2 separate regions of the Homo sapiens genome follow, and region 1 is linked to region 2. Evidence: read pairs that join two places in POLR2A ChIA-PET (ENCODE). Cell type or tissue: MCF 10A. All regions are shown on one strand. Links, peaks and the distances in the headings refer to the core of each region. The heading gives the core; the rest is flanking DNA. Region 1 overlaps GTSE1 (G2 and S-phase expressed 1). Region 2 has its middle 7.3 kb from the start of LINC01589.

Region 1 (6,180 bases), core at 1,059-5,058, 690 kb after region 2:
GTGAGCCAAGATCGCGCCATTGCACTCCAGCCTGAGCAACAAGAGTGAAACTCCGTCTCAAAAAAAGTAAATAAAGAAAAATAAAAAAGAATGTTTTGTTTTATTTTCTGTGAACTTTATCTGTTTGTATCCTTTTTCTATCTTTATTAGATTATTAATTTTTTATTACTTTATAGATATGCTTCATGAATTAGCCCTTTATGAACTGAGTTGCAAATATTCTTTTCCCCATTTCTTGTTTAACTTATTGTGATTTTTGCCACACAGAGATGTTAAAATTTTAATGTTTGAAGGTCAATCTTTTATTTTTTATTTATTTATTTTCTGAGACATGTTCTTGTTCTGTTGCCTGGGCCTGAGTGTAGTGGCGAGATTGTGGCTCACTGCAGCTTTGACCTCCCAGGCTCATGCGATCCTCCTTCCTAAGCCTCCCTGGTAGCTGAGACTACCACGCCTAGCTAATTTTTGTATTTTTTGTACAGACAAGGTCTCCCTATGTTGTCTAGGCTGGTCTCAAACTCCTAGGCTCAAGCGTTCCTCCCACCTCAGCCTCCCAAAGTGCTGGGATTACAGATGTGAGCCACTGGGCCCAGCCGACCAATCTTTGGTAGCTTCCAGTTTAGTGTCATAGTTAGAAGTCCACACTCCCAAGTTACAAAAGTTTCCTCATAGCTGATTCTTGTTTGTTTAGGGCTTTGTTTTTTTTCCATTAAGTCCTTGATTTGTTTGGAATTAGGCCTGATGTGGTGTGAGGCATGGACCAAACTTAGTTGGCATTTTTCCAGATGATTATGTAGTTTATTTTAATACCATTTTTTCACTTTCCCTCTTTTTTTTTTTTTTTTTTCTTTGAGTTGGAGTCTTGCTCTGTCACCCAGGCTGGAGTGCAGTGGCGTGATCTTGGCTCACTGCAAGCTCCGCCTCCCAGGTTCATGCCATTCTTCTGCATCAGCCTCCCAAGTAGCTGGGACTACAGGCACCTGCCACCACACCCGGCTAATTTTTTGTATTTTTTAGTAGAGATGGGGTTTCACCGTGTTAGCCAGGATGGTCTCGATCTCCTGACCTTGTGATCCACCCTCCTCGGCCTCCCAAAGTGCTGGGATTACAGATGTGAGCCACCCTGCCCGGTCTACTTTCCCTCTTTATTTGATATGTTACTTTTATGATATGCCAAGTCTTCTTTATATCCATTTTGCATATTTCTTGTTAGGTTTGTTTATCGTTATTTTGCATCTTTCGTTGCTGCTAGAAACGAAGTATTTTCTTCCATGTTATCTTCTCACTGTTCTTTGTAGATATGAAAGCTGTTGATTGCTCTGTAATGATTTTGTCCTTAGCCATGTTCTTTTATCCTTTTACTACTTATAGTAGTTTCCAGTTGATCTTCTTGATTTGTTTCTCGTGTCTATAATCATGGCATCTGTGCAGTGTGATCATGTTACCTCCACATTCCTTCCTTTGCCTGACTGTGTTGCTTTATGTGTCCAGAACAGTGTTAAGAATTGTGCTTGGAGATGTCATTGCCACGTGCCTGGCTTTAATGGAATTGCTTCTGTGGTTTTTCATTAAGTCCGATACTGGGTTATGGGTTAATTTCCAAGTAAATGGTAGTCGTAGGTGTGCTATTCATGAGCATTTCTATGTGTTTGTCTTCTGGGCATGTAATAGAATTGTACTCCCTGTTCACTTGAAATTCAGTTGGCTCTGGTGACTCACTTGGCCAGTGAAATGGGAATGTTGTCGTGTGTGTCATTTCTGGGTGGAAATCTTCAAGAACCAGTGTGGAATTGGTTCTTTTCCTTCCTGCCATGGAGACGAGCGGTGTTCCTGATGGTGGAGGCTCCATCAGTTGGGGTCCTGGAGTGAGGAGGCCAGGGAGCAGGGCCCCAGCCTACCCCTCTGCAGACATATAGTTTGAGTGAGAAATATACCTTTGTGGTTTTTGGTTTGTTTTGAGACAGTGTCTCTTGCTCTATTGCCCAGGATGGAGTGCAGTGGCTTGATCATAGCTCACTGCAGCCGCAAGCTCCTGGGCTCAGCATCCTGAGTAGCTGGGACTACAGGTATATGGCACCATACCCCGCTCATTTTTTTTTTTCTTTTTGTAGAGCTGGGGTCTCGCTATGTTGCGAGGGCTGGCCTTGAACCCCTGGGCCTCAAGTGATCCTCCTTGGCCTCCCATAGTGCTGGGATTACAGGCACAGGCCACCATACCTGGCCTACCTTTGTTGTTTTAAGGGTTGTTACTTCAGCATGTTAGCCTATCCTAACTGGTAAGATCAATTTGTTCCTGTCTTTAGAAGGAATACTTCTGACGTTATCCCACTGAACCTAATGCTGGCTTTGGGTTGAGATGGGGATTTCCTTATATATCTATTACTTTTTATTAAGAGCCTCTAAAATCAAGAATGTATGTTGTATTTTATCATATGCCCGTTCAACATATGTGCAGACGATCATGGTTTTCTCTTTAGCTCTAGTAATAAAATGATTATATGAGTAGATTGTATGAAATGAAACCATCTCACAGTCATGAAATGCAGGGAGCTTGGTTGTGTTATGTTATTACCACTTTAATGTTTGCAGGATTCTTTTTGCTGGTATTCTTGTTAAAGAGTTTGATGTTAGGCCAGGTGTGGTAGCTCATACCTGTAATCCCAGCACTTTGGGAGGCCAAGGTAGGAGGAATGCTTGTTCCCAGCAGTTTGAGACCAGCCTGGGCAACATGAGGAGATCCCATCTCTACAAAAAATACAAATATTAGCCAGGGATGGTTGTGCGTGCCTGTAGTCCCAGCTACTCGGGAAGCCGAGACAGGAGGATCCCTCGAGTCCAGGAGTTCGAGGCTGCAGTGAGCTATGATTGTACCACTGTACTCCAGCCTGGGTGACAGAGCGAGACCCTGTCTCAAAAAAAGAAAAAGGATTATTATGCTGATGTAAGTAAGGCTGGTCTTTACTTTCTTTATTGATCACTTTCTAGGTTTTTTGGTAACATACTTACTTGCCTCGTGGAAGTAAGTTGGAAAGTTTTTTTTCTTTTAATCCTCTGGAGTGATGTAAATAGTATTGGAATTATTTGTTCTTTAATGTTTTGATACAATTATCCTATGAATCTAGTTGGGACGCTTTTTTGAAGAGGATAGCTCTTTAATAAATTTCACCAGTTATTTTATGATTATTGAAGTATTAAGATTTTCCCTGTCTTCTGGAGTCAGTTTTATAAATAAGTACATTTAGACAATTTAAATAAAAAATAGACTGGATGCGGTGGCTCACGCCTGTAATCCCAGCACTTTGGAAGGCCGAGATGGAGGGATCACGAGGTCAGGAGATCGAGACCATCCTGGCTAACATTGTGAAACCCCGTCTCTACTAGAAATACAAAAAATTAGCTGGGCGTGGTAGCACGTGCCTGTAATCCCAGCTACTCGGGAGGCTGAGGCAGGAAAATCGCTGGAACCTGGGAAGCAGAGGTTGTAGTGAGCCAAGATCACACCACTGCACTCCAGCCTGAGTGACAGAGTGAGACTCCATCTCAAAAAAATAAAAAGAATATACCAAGTGCAGTGGCTCACGCCTGTAATCCCAGCACTTTGGGAGGCTGAGGCAGGTGGAACACAAGGTCAGGAATTTGAGACCAGCCTGGCCAACATGGTGAAACCGCATCTCTACTAAAAATACGAAAATTAGCCCGGTGTGGTGGCGCGCGCCTGTAATCCCAGCTACTCAGGAGGCTGAGGCAGAAGAATCTCTTGAACCTGGGAGGCGGAGGTTGCAGTGAGCCAAGATCACCCCACTGCACTCCAGCCTGGGCAACAGAGTGAGACTCCATCTCAAAAAAAAAAGAATAAATAAAATTATATTTTCCTAGAAAATTATCTCTTTCAGCCAAGTTCTTAGGTTTATGTGCATGAAGTTGACAGATGTGCTTATGGATCTTTTCATTCCCTCTCTGTGTGGTTATTTCTCTTTTCTTTCTTTTGTGCATTTGTTCTGACTTCTCCTTGATTAGGTAATTAAGAATAATTGATTAATCAGGACCAAATTAGGATATTAGTATATTTTCAAATTTTATGATTTTTGAGAAGCATGCTGTGTTGTTATTTTTATTTATTTATTTATTTTTTTGAGACAGAGTCTCACTCAGTCACCCAGGCTGGAGTGCAGTGGCGCGATCTCTGCTCACTGCAAGCTCCGCCTCCCAGGTTCACGCCATTCTCCTGCCTCAGCCTCCCGAGTAGCTGGGACTACAGGCACCTGCCACCACGCCCGGCTAATTTTTTGCATTTTTTGTAGAGACAGGGTTTCACCATGTTAGCCAGGATGGTCTTGATCTCCTGACCTCGTGATCCGCCCGCCTCGGCCTCCCAAAGTGCTGGGATTACAGGCGTGAGCCATTGCGCCCAGCCTGTTTTGTTTTGTTTTCTGAGACAGAGTCTTGCTGTGTCACCCAGGCTGGAGTGCAGTGGCGCAATCTTGGTTCATTGCAACATCTACCTCCGAGGTTCAAGCAATTCTCCTGCCTCAGCCTCCCCAGTAGCTGGGATTACAGGTGCACACCACCACGCTCGGCTAATTTTTTTATTCTTTATTTTTGGTAGAGATGGGATTTTGCCACGTTGGCCAGGCTGATCTCGAACTCCTGACCACAAATCATCTGCCTGCCTCAGCCTCCCAAAGTGCTGGGATTACAGGTGTGAGCCACCTTGCCCGGCCTTCATTGTTTATTAAGATAAAAACATTTATGGGAGAGCTTTATAAGCTTTACAGTATTGAGCAAATACTGTATTTCAGTGCATTTTGATAAATATTTGCTAAGTGTCCAGGCCCTTAGCTGGACATTTGGGAATTTGGGTTAGTGTTAGACACTGTTATCTTGGAGGAGCTTATAGTCTAGTTGGGGCCATAGAAGGGTCAAGAGGCACTCACAGAGGCTAGTGCAGTGGTAGAAGTGAGGTCCAGGCACTGCGGGAGCCTTGCGGGGAGCTGGAGGAGGGAGCAGGTGCCCCTGCAGAGGGACCCACTAACCTGGAACTTGTGATCTGTTTTAGAGGGACCTGGGCAGACAGGGCCATGCCAGCTGTGATAGAATTATGGATGGGGTGGGGTACAGAGTAATTTCATCTGAGGATTCAGGAAGGACTCCAAGAAGCAATGGCGGTCAACGAATTCTTATAGAGTCCCTACTCCGTGCATTTGAGTAATATTAAATTCATTGTTGAACTATGAATAGATGTTTTGTAGCTTGTAAGAGGGGAATTTAATTCTAGGGGAGCTGAGGAAGGTGGTCTTTTGAAAATGTTCTATACCTGGAAAATGACTTATCTCTTCTTGAAAAGCTAGTTGAATGAGTCAGTGAATGCATTTTAGATTATATCTTAAAAGTAAGGACCTAAGCTTTTGGGTGGCTTAGTGAACATAGAATGGCTGATGTAATTTCTTTTTTTTTTGAGACAGAGTGTCTTTCTGTCACCCAGGCTGGAGTGCAGTGGTGCCATCTTGGCTCACTGCAACTTCCACCTCCTGGGTTCAAGCGATTCTCCTGCCTCAGCCTCCGAGTAGCTGGGACTACAGGTGTGCGCTACCATGCCTAGCCAATTTTTGTATTTTTAGTAGAGACGGGGTTTCACCATGTTGACTAGGCTGGTCTTGATCTCTTGACCTCATGATCTGCCCGCCTAGACCTCCCAAAGTGTTGGAGTTACAGGCATAAGCCACCGCCCCCAGCCGGCTGATGCAATTAAAAAAAAAAAAAACTGGCCAGGCATGGTGGCTCACGCCTGTAACCCCAACACTTTGGGAGGCCACGCCAGGAGGATCACTTGAGGCCAGGAGTTCGAGACCAGCCTGGTCAACATAGCGAGACTTCGTCACTAGAAAAAATTTAAAAAATTTTTTAAAAAGGAAAAAATATAACTTAGAGCCCCCTATGAAAAACTAAATTAGCATCATGACAGGATACACTTTGGGGAGTGAAATTTCACAGTACCTTTATTTAATTCCAAGCCATAGAGCCTGGTAATATTTTTCTCTTTATCAGCTGTGGCACTAAAATAACAGTGGATTTTTTCCCTCTAGACATTCTTCTTTTGGCCGATGAAAAATTTGACTTCGATCTTTCATTGTCTTCTTCGAGGTAAACAAATGAGTTTTCTTCCCTTGCCTTGGGCATAAC
Region 2 (6,180 bases), core at 730-4,729:
ACACTGTGGAACCAATCCTTCCTCCTTGCAAACAACATTCAGTTCAACTTGGTGAATCTCTATTGACCATTTATTATGTGCAAATGCCTGTATGCATGAAATAAAATTAAAAAATAAAATATGCATGAAATTAAAACAACACACAACAATAACCAGGCATGGACACAAGGCCTAGGAAGGGCTTGGCATGAACACACTAAATCAATTTAGCCGAGGAGACCATTCCCAATATTCTGGAGGGGGCAAGTCTGATATTAACTCCCCGGGGAAAAGAGCCCTTTCCTCGCTTACTCCTGGTAGGACCAAACCCAATATCTAGCACTTTTTACCAACTCTTTCAAGATCCTCCCAGAGAGTTTTTTCATCTGTATCAGTTCTCTCATCTGAAAAGTGAGCCTAATAATTACTACCTTGCAGGAGTTTGGGGAGTATGAAGCAAGATGGTGACTACAAAACGTGGGCACGGTGCCTGGTCCGGAAGAGGAGCTCAGAAAATATCTGTTCCAGTTCTTCTCTTCCTTTCCCAGGCACGTGCCTTTGTGAGTTCTCAGTAAATGTCACCTCACTCTCCTTTTTTAAAAAAATAAAAATTTTTCGGCATGTCTCCTATAACTCAGGTACAGGGCTAGGCCCAGAGATACAGTGATGAATGAGACACAGTGGTGGTTACGGGACTTACCAGCAGGATAACGTGAAGGCTGGCACGGGGTCTTTCAGGCCCAGTAAAAGCAAGTTTCTTTCATTGTTTATTGCAAATTTACTGAACTACGTTTTGTTTTCATCATTTGTGTTTTCTTAATTTTCTCTCAATGCACCAAACTGTTTAAGACAAAGCTCGTTTCAATTTCATAAGAGAAATGAATTCTAGAAGCAGGGTCCAATGAAGTTGGCCATTATTTAACTTCACTAACGTGAATAAAAGCAACCTATGCTTTTAGTATACAAATAATTTTGTAAAAGGTAAAGAGTATCATAATAGAAATCACCCTACACGATAGCCAAAAGGCGGAAGCAACCCAATTGTTCACCAATGGACAAACGGATAAACGAAATGTGATCTATGGCCAGGTGCAGTGGCTCATGGCTGTAATCCCAGCATTGTGGGAGGCCAAGGATGGCAGATTTTTTGAGCCCAGGGGTTTGAGCCCAGCCTGGGCAACATGGCAAAATCCTATATCAACCAAAAAAGAAAAAAAAATTAGCTGGATGTGGTGGTGCATGCCTATAGTCCCAGCTACTCAGAAGGCTGAGATGGGAGGACCACTTGAGCCTGGGGGGTGGGAGGTTGCAGTGAGCTGAGATCACGCAGCTGCACTCCAGCCTGGGCAACAGAGCAAGACCCTATTTCAAAAAAACAGAAAACCAGGCCCGGCATGGTGGCTCTTGCCTGTAATCCCGGCACTTTGGGAGGCCGAGGCAGGCAGATCACTTGAGGTCAGGAGTTCAAGACCAGCCTGGGCAACATGGTGAAACCCCATCTCTACTAAAAATATAAAAATTAGCCAGGTGTGGTGGTATGCACCTGTAATTCCAGCTACTTGGGAGGCTGAGGCAGGAGAATCACTTGAATCCCGGGAGGCAGAGGCTGCAATAAGCCGAGATCGCGCCATTGCACTCCAGCCTGGGTGACAGAGTGAGACTCCGTTTCAAAAAAAGAAAAACAAACAAACCCAAAATGTGGTCTGTTCATACAATGGAATATCATTCAGCCCTAAAAAGGAAGGAAATTCGGACACAGACCACAAGATGGATAAATCTTGAGGACATTGTGCTCAGTGAAATAAGAGTCGCAGTCACAAAAGGACGAATACTGTATGATTCCACTCAGATGAGGAATCTAGAGGAGTCAAATTCGTAGAGACAGGAAGCATTCATAGAATGGTGGGTGCCAGGGCCTGGGGCGAGGGGGACAGAGAGCTGGTATTTAATGGGGACTTAGGGAAAATGAGAAAAGTTATGGAGGTGAATGGTGGTGAAGGCTGTACCACGATATGAATGAACTTAGTGCTGCTGAAAATTATACGCTCAAAGATGATTAAAATGGTCAATTTTATCTTATGTATATTTTACCACTTTGAAAAATGTTTAATAAATAAAAATAAATTTTTAAAAAAGGCTGAATGAGGTGGCTTATGCCTGTAATCCTAGCACTTTAGGAGGCCGAGGTAGGAGGATCACCTGAGGTCAGGAGTTCGAGACCAGCCTGGCCAACATGGTGAAACCCAGTCTCCACTAAAACAAAAATTAGCTGGGCGTGGTGGCGGGCGCCTGTAGTCCCAGCTACTCAGGAGGCTGAGGCAGGAGAATCGCTTGAACCCAGGAGGCGGAGGTTGCAGTGAGCCGAGATCACGCCACTGCACGCCAGCCTGGGCAACAGAACAAGACTCTGTCTCAAAAAAAAAAAAAAAAAAGAAAAAAGAAATCACCTGAAAATGAACATTGTAAAACTTCTGTCTTACGGAGAGTTGCCCTAGGCCGATTTCTGCAGTTTCTTTTTCTCAGTAGAGGGCTCCTGTCGCAGCTTCCAGGTTTTCATTTACCTCCCTTCCTACTGAAGTGAGTTGCGCTCCAGGCTTCTCCCAGGAGGCACCCAGAGTGCAAATGCTGCCCAGCTACCAGCTGGAGCTGACACAAGCCTGCTGTAATTTGATGAGCGAGCAAACCCCTGTCCCAGAGCAGGAGTTGAGATCATTCGTGCAACAACAGGACGCAGCCTATTGCTAGCAACTCCTCGTGACCGGCCCCCGCCCCAGCAGCGGCTAGCCCGCAGGCCTCGGTGGAAAGAAATACCGTAAATGTAGCAGCGACTGTCATCGCTGTTTTATTTTCTCTTTGGCCTCTGGGTATTCACACCGCTTCCCCATTATTAGTCATATTATATCATCAGCCACAGTTGTGCTTGTCAACCACTCGGGGAGAGAGCTACCATTAGAATACAGGGGCATGGAAGAAAGAAAAAAGAAGCAATCCTTCTCTGGGGAAGGAGGAAAACAGGAAGGGTGGCTGCTGCATGATGGTGCGCCCGCCGCGTAGCTGTGGCTGGTGACAGACGAGGCAAAGTGGGAGACTTCATCTGGTCAGGACCCCACGGGGACTTGCTGTTGTTTTTCCCGGTCTCAGGGGCCCTCAGAGCCAGAAACAGCACAGTTGTGGACAGAGGTGGACAGAGGCCAGGCCCGCCCGTTGGCTGGTGCCTGACTCGGTGGGTCTGTGGGCTGCTTCCTGAGCGGGAGGTGACTGTGGCCAGCCTGATGCAGGGCAGAGACACCGTTTCCGTGGCAACCGGCTCTAACAATAGTGATGCACATTTCTGGCCAAAGCACAGTGGTGGGAAGAACTCGGACCGGGGAGCCAGAATGGCCTGGATTGGAGTCCAGTTCTGCTACTGACAAGCTGCATGGTGGGGGCGAGCTGTTGAGCCTCTCTGAGACGGATATGGTGGCAGCACCGGTGGAAGTGCCTAGCATGGTACCCGAGACCTAGTAAGGGCTCGGTGATGCTTGGTCACCGTCCACCATCCTCCTCCCCTTCAGCCTATGGTGAAAAATAGTCCTGTCTGTTTCGGTAACAAAACTCCAGACACCATCCTGCCCATTCGGACCGGTTCTGCACTTCCCTCCATTCATGGAGAAAGGAGCCTCGAAGGGACAATGATCACCGTCTCCTTCTGAGAACTGTGCTGGCTGGCATCCTGCAGACACCGAAGGGCCAGTTTCTAAGGACATGGCCTGGGTGTTCTGTCCAGCTGGATGGCAGGCCGTGACCCCAAAATCAGCAGTGATGATAACGAAGCGAGTGAAGCAGTATGGAGATGGCCAGTGATCACAATCCAAGATAACTAAAGGCAAATCTGTGACAAGTAAACTCAGTGACATGTATATGCTTGCCGCAGTGTTCAGTACGCAGTTAGCACATAGCCAATGCCAGTCGCCTGGCTTAACCTCTCCTTTTCTTTTGGAATATGAACAATCCACTTCATGCATAACAACTGTTAAGCACGGCCGTGCGCGGCGGCTCACGCCTGTAATCCCAGCACTTTGGGAGGCCGAGGCGGGCGGATCACTTAAGGTTAGGAGTTTGAGACCAGCCTGGCCAACATGGCGAAACCCTGTCTCTACTAAAAATACAAAAATTAGTCCGGTGTGGTGGCGGGTGCCTCTAATCCCAACTACTTGGGAGGCTGAGGCAGGAGAATTGCTTGAAACTGGAAGGCTGAGATTGCAGTGGGCCAAGATCACGCCACTACACTCCAGCCTGGGCAAAAGAGTGAAACTCCGTCTCAGAAAAAAAAAAACAAAACAAACTGTCAAGCATGAGGCAAGGTGAGGCCAGTGGCTGGCAGAACCAGCAGTACAGGGGCAAATAGTCCTCTTTGGCCTTGGTTTACTGCTTGCTTAGAGACTGAAGGGAAGAGCAGCTGCAGGTGCCAGCTCCCCATGGCCCTTGTGCAGGGCAATGGCACAGACGCCAGGGTATTCCACTGCGCAGGAGCCCATTGAGACTGCAGCTAAGAGGTTTCAGGTCCTCTGGCTATACCCCAAGGGGTGGGGAGACCAGGCAGAAAGTCTCATACCTCCTCTGAATCTGGGAGAAACCAGACATCCAGAGTCTCATGACAACCTCCTTGGTAGAGAGGGAAGCCAATGAGAAACAGTCTTGTCGCAGCTCCTCACAAGCCCCCCAAGTTCTCATGGTCCAGGAGGACCCCAAGACATCCAGCCAAGATTCAGGCCAGCTGTGTTTCAAACCCAGCCCATGTGACCTGGGTTGCACACACGCAGAGGCCAGGACAGAGCTGTTCTCCCACAAGAGTGCATGCAGGAAGCTAAGAAAACACTTGTTCAACCTCATAGAAAGTTTTTTGTTTGTTTTTCTTTGTTTGTTTTTGCTACGAAATTTCTTTAAAAGGTGATTTCTATACTTGGGTCTTAGCTTTAGCGTTTTTGCTGAGACAGCATCTTTTTTTTTTTTTTTTTTTTTGAGACGGAGTCTCGCTCTGTCACCCAGGCTGGAGTGGAGTGGCACGATCTCAGCTCACTGCAACCTCTGCTTCCCGGGTTCAAGTGATTCTTCTACTTCAGCCTTCCAAGTAGCTGGTATTACAGGCACGTGCCACCATGCCTGACTAATTTTTGTATTATTAGTAGAGACAAGGTTTTGCCATGTTGGCCAGGCTGGTCTTGAACTCCTGACCTCAAGTGATCCACCCGCCTTGGCCTCCCAAAGTGCTGAGATTACAGGTGTCAGCCACCACACTGGGCCTGAGACAGCATCTTGCTCTTTCATCCAGGCTGGAGTGCAGTAGCAATGATGCAGGGCAGGTGAGCCCCCAAATTGGGGCTTAGCCCAGGAAGGGTTTTGGTTTTATCCAGGAAAGAGTTCGAGGGTGAGCCGGTGGTGTTAGACAGCAGTTTTGATTGAAGTGGCAGTACACAGCAGCAGCAGAGGTTCTGCCCCTTGCAGAGCAGGGCTACCCCATAGGCAGTGTGCCCAGAGCAGCAGTCAGAGGCAGGTCTGCACTCACATTATACCCACTTTTAATTATATGTACATTGAGGGGTGGTTCACACAGAAATTTGTAGGATAAGGGTGTCAACTTCTGGGTTGTCTGGTCGTTGCCATGGAAAGGGGCAGTAGCTTCTGGGTGTTGCCATGGCAATGGTAAACTAACATGGCACACAGGTGACTGTGTCTTATGGAAAGCTCCTTCTGCCATCCCCTCTCCTTGTTAGTCCTCAATTAGTCACATGTCTAAGCCCCACCTTCAGAGTTGAGTCCCACCTTCTACTTCAGCGGGAGCATGGCTCACTGCAGCCTCAACTTCCCGGGCTCAAACCATCCTCCCACCTCAGCCTCCTGAGTAGCTGGGACTACAGGCGTGCACCACCACGACTGCCTAATTTAAAAAAAATTTTTTGTAGAGATGGATTTCAGCATATTGCCCAGGCTGGTCTTTTTTTCTTTTCCTTTTTTTTTTTTTTTTGAGACAGAGTCTTGCTCTGTTGCCAGGCTGGAGTGCGGTGGCACAATCTCAGCTCACTGCAACCTCTGACTCCCTGGTTCAAGCGATTCTCCTGCCTCAGCCTCCTGAGTAGCTGGGATTGCAGGCATGTGCCACCACACCCAGCTAATTTTTTTATTTTTAGTGGAGACAGGGTTTCACCATGTTGGCCAGAATGG

Evidence for each region. Peaks named below come from ENCODE experiments on the same cell type or tissue, not always from the same donor. Only the 100,000 strongest peaks of a DNase experiment are listed, where the experiment ranks them.
Region 1: POLR2A ChIA-PET joins it to region 2 with 5 read pairs; 2 of 35 experiments call an interaction of 5 or more read pairs at or near these places.

What each region holds. Positions count from the first base shown.
Region 1 is chr22:46,302,067-46,308,246 of GRCh38, forward strand. GTSE1 (G2 and S-phase expressed 1) reads left to right here. Exons shown (of 12, transcript NM_016426.7): 3 at 6,084-6,141. Among named protein-coding and RNA genes, the nearest start is that of GTSE1, 8.3 kb to the left of the region's middle. In MCF 10A, for the core only: no CTCF peak of the experiment used is centred there; no DNase peak of the experiment used is centred there.
Region 2 is chr22:45,609,890-45,616,069 of GRCh38, forward strand. No RefSeq gene overlaps it. Among named protein-coding and RNA genes, the nearest start is that of LINC01589, 7.3 kb to the left of the region's middle. In MCF 10A, for the core only: no CTCF peak of the experiment used is centred there; a DNase peak (open chromatin) is centred at 2,672.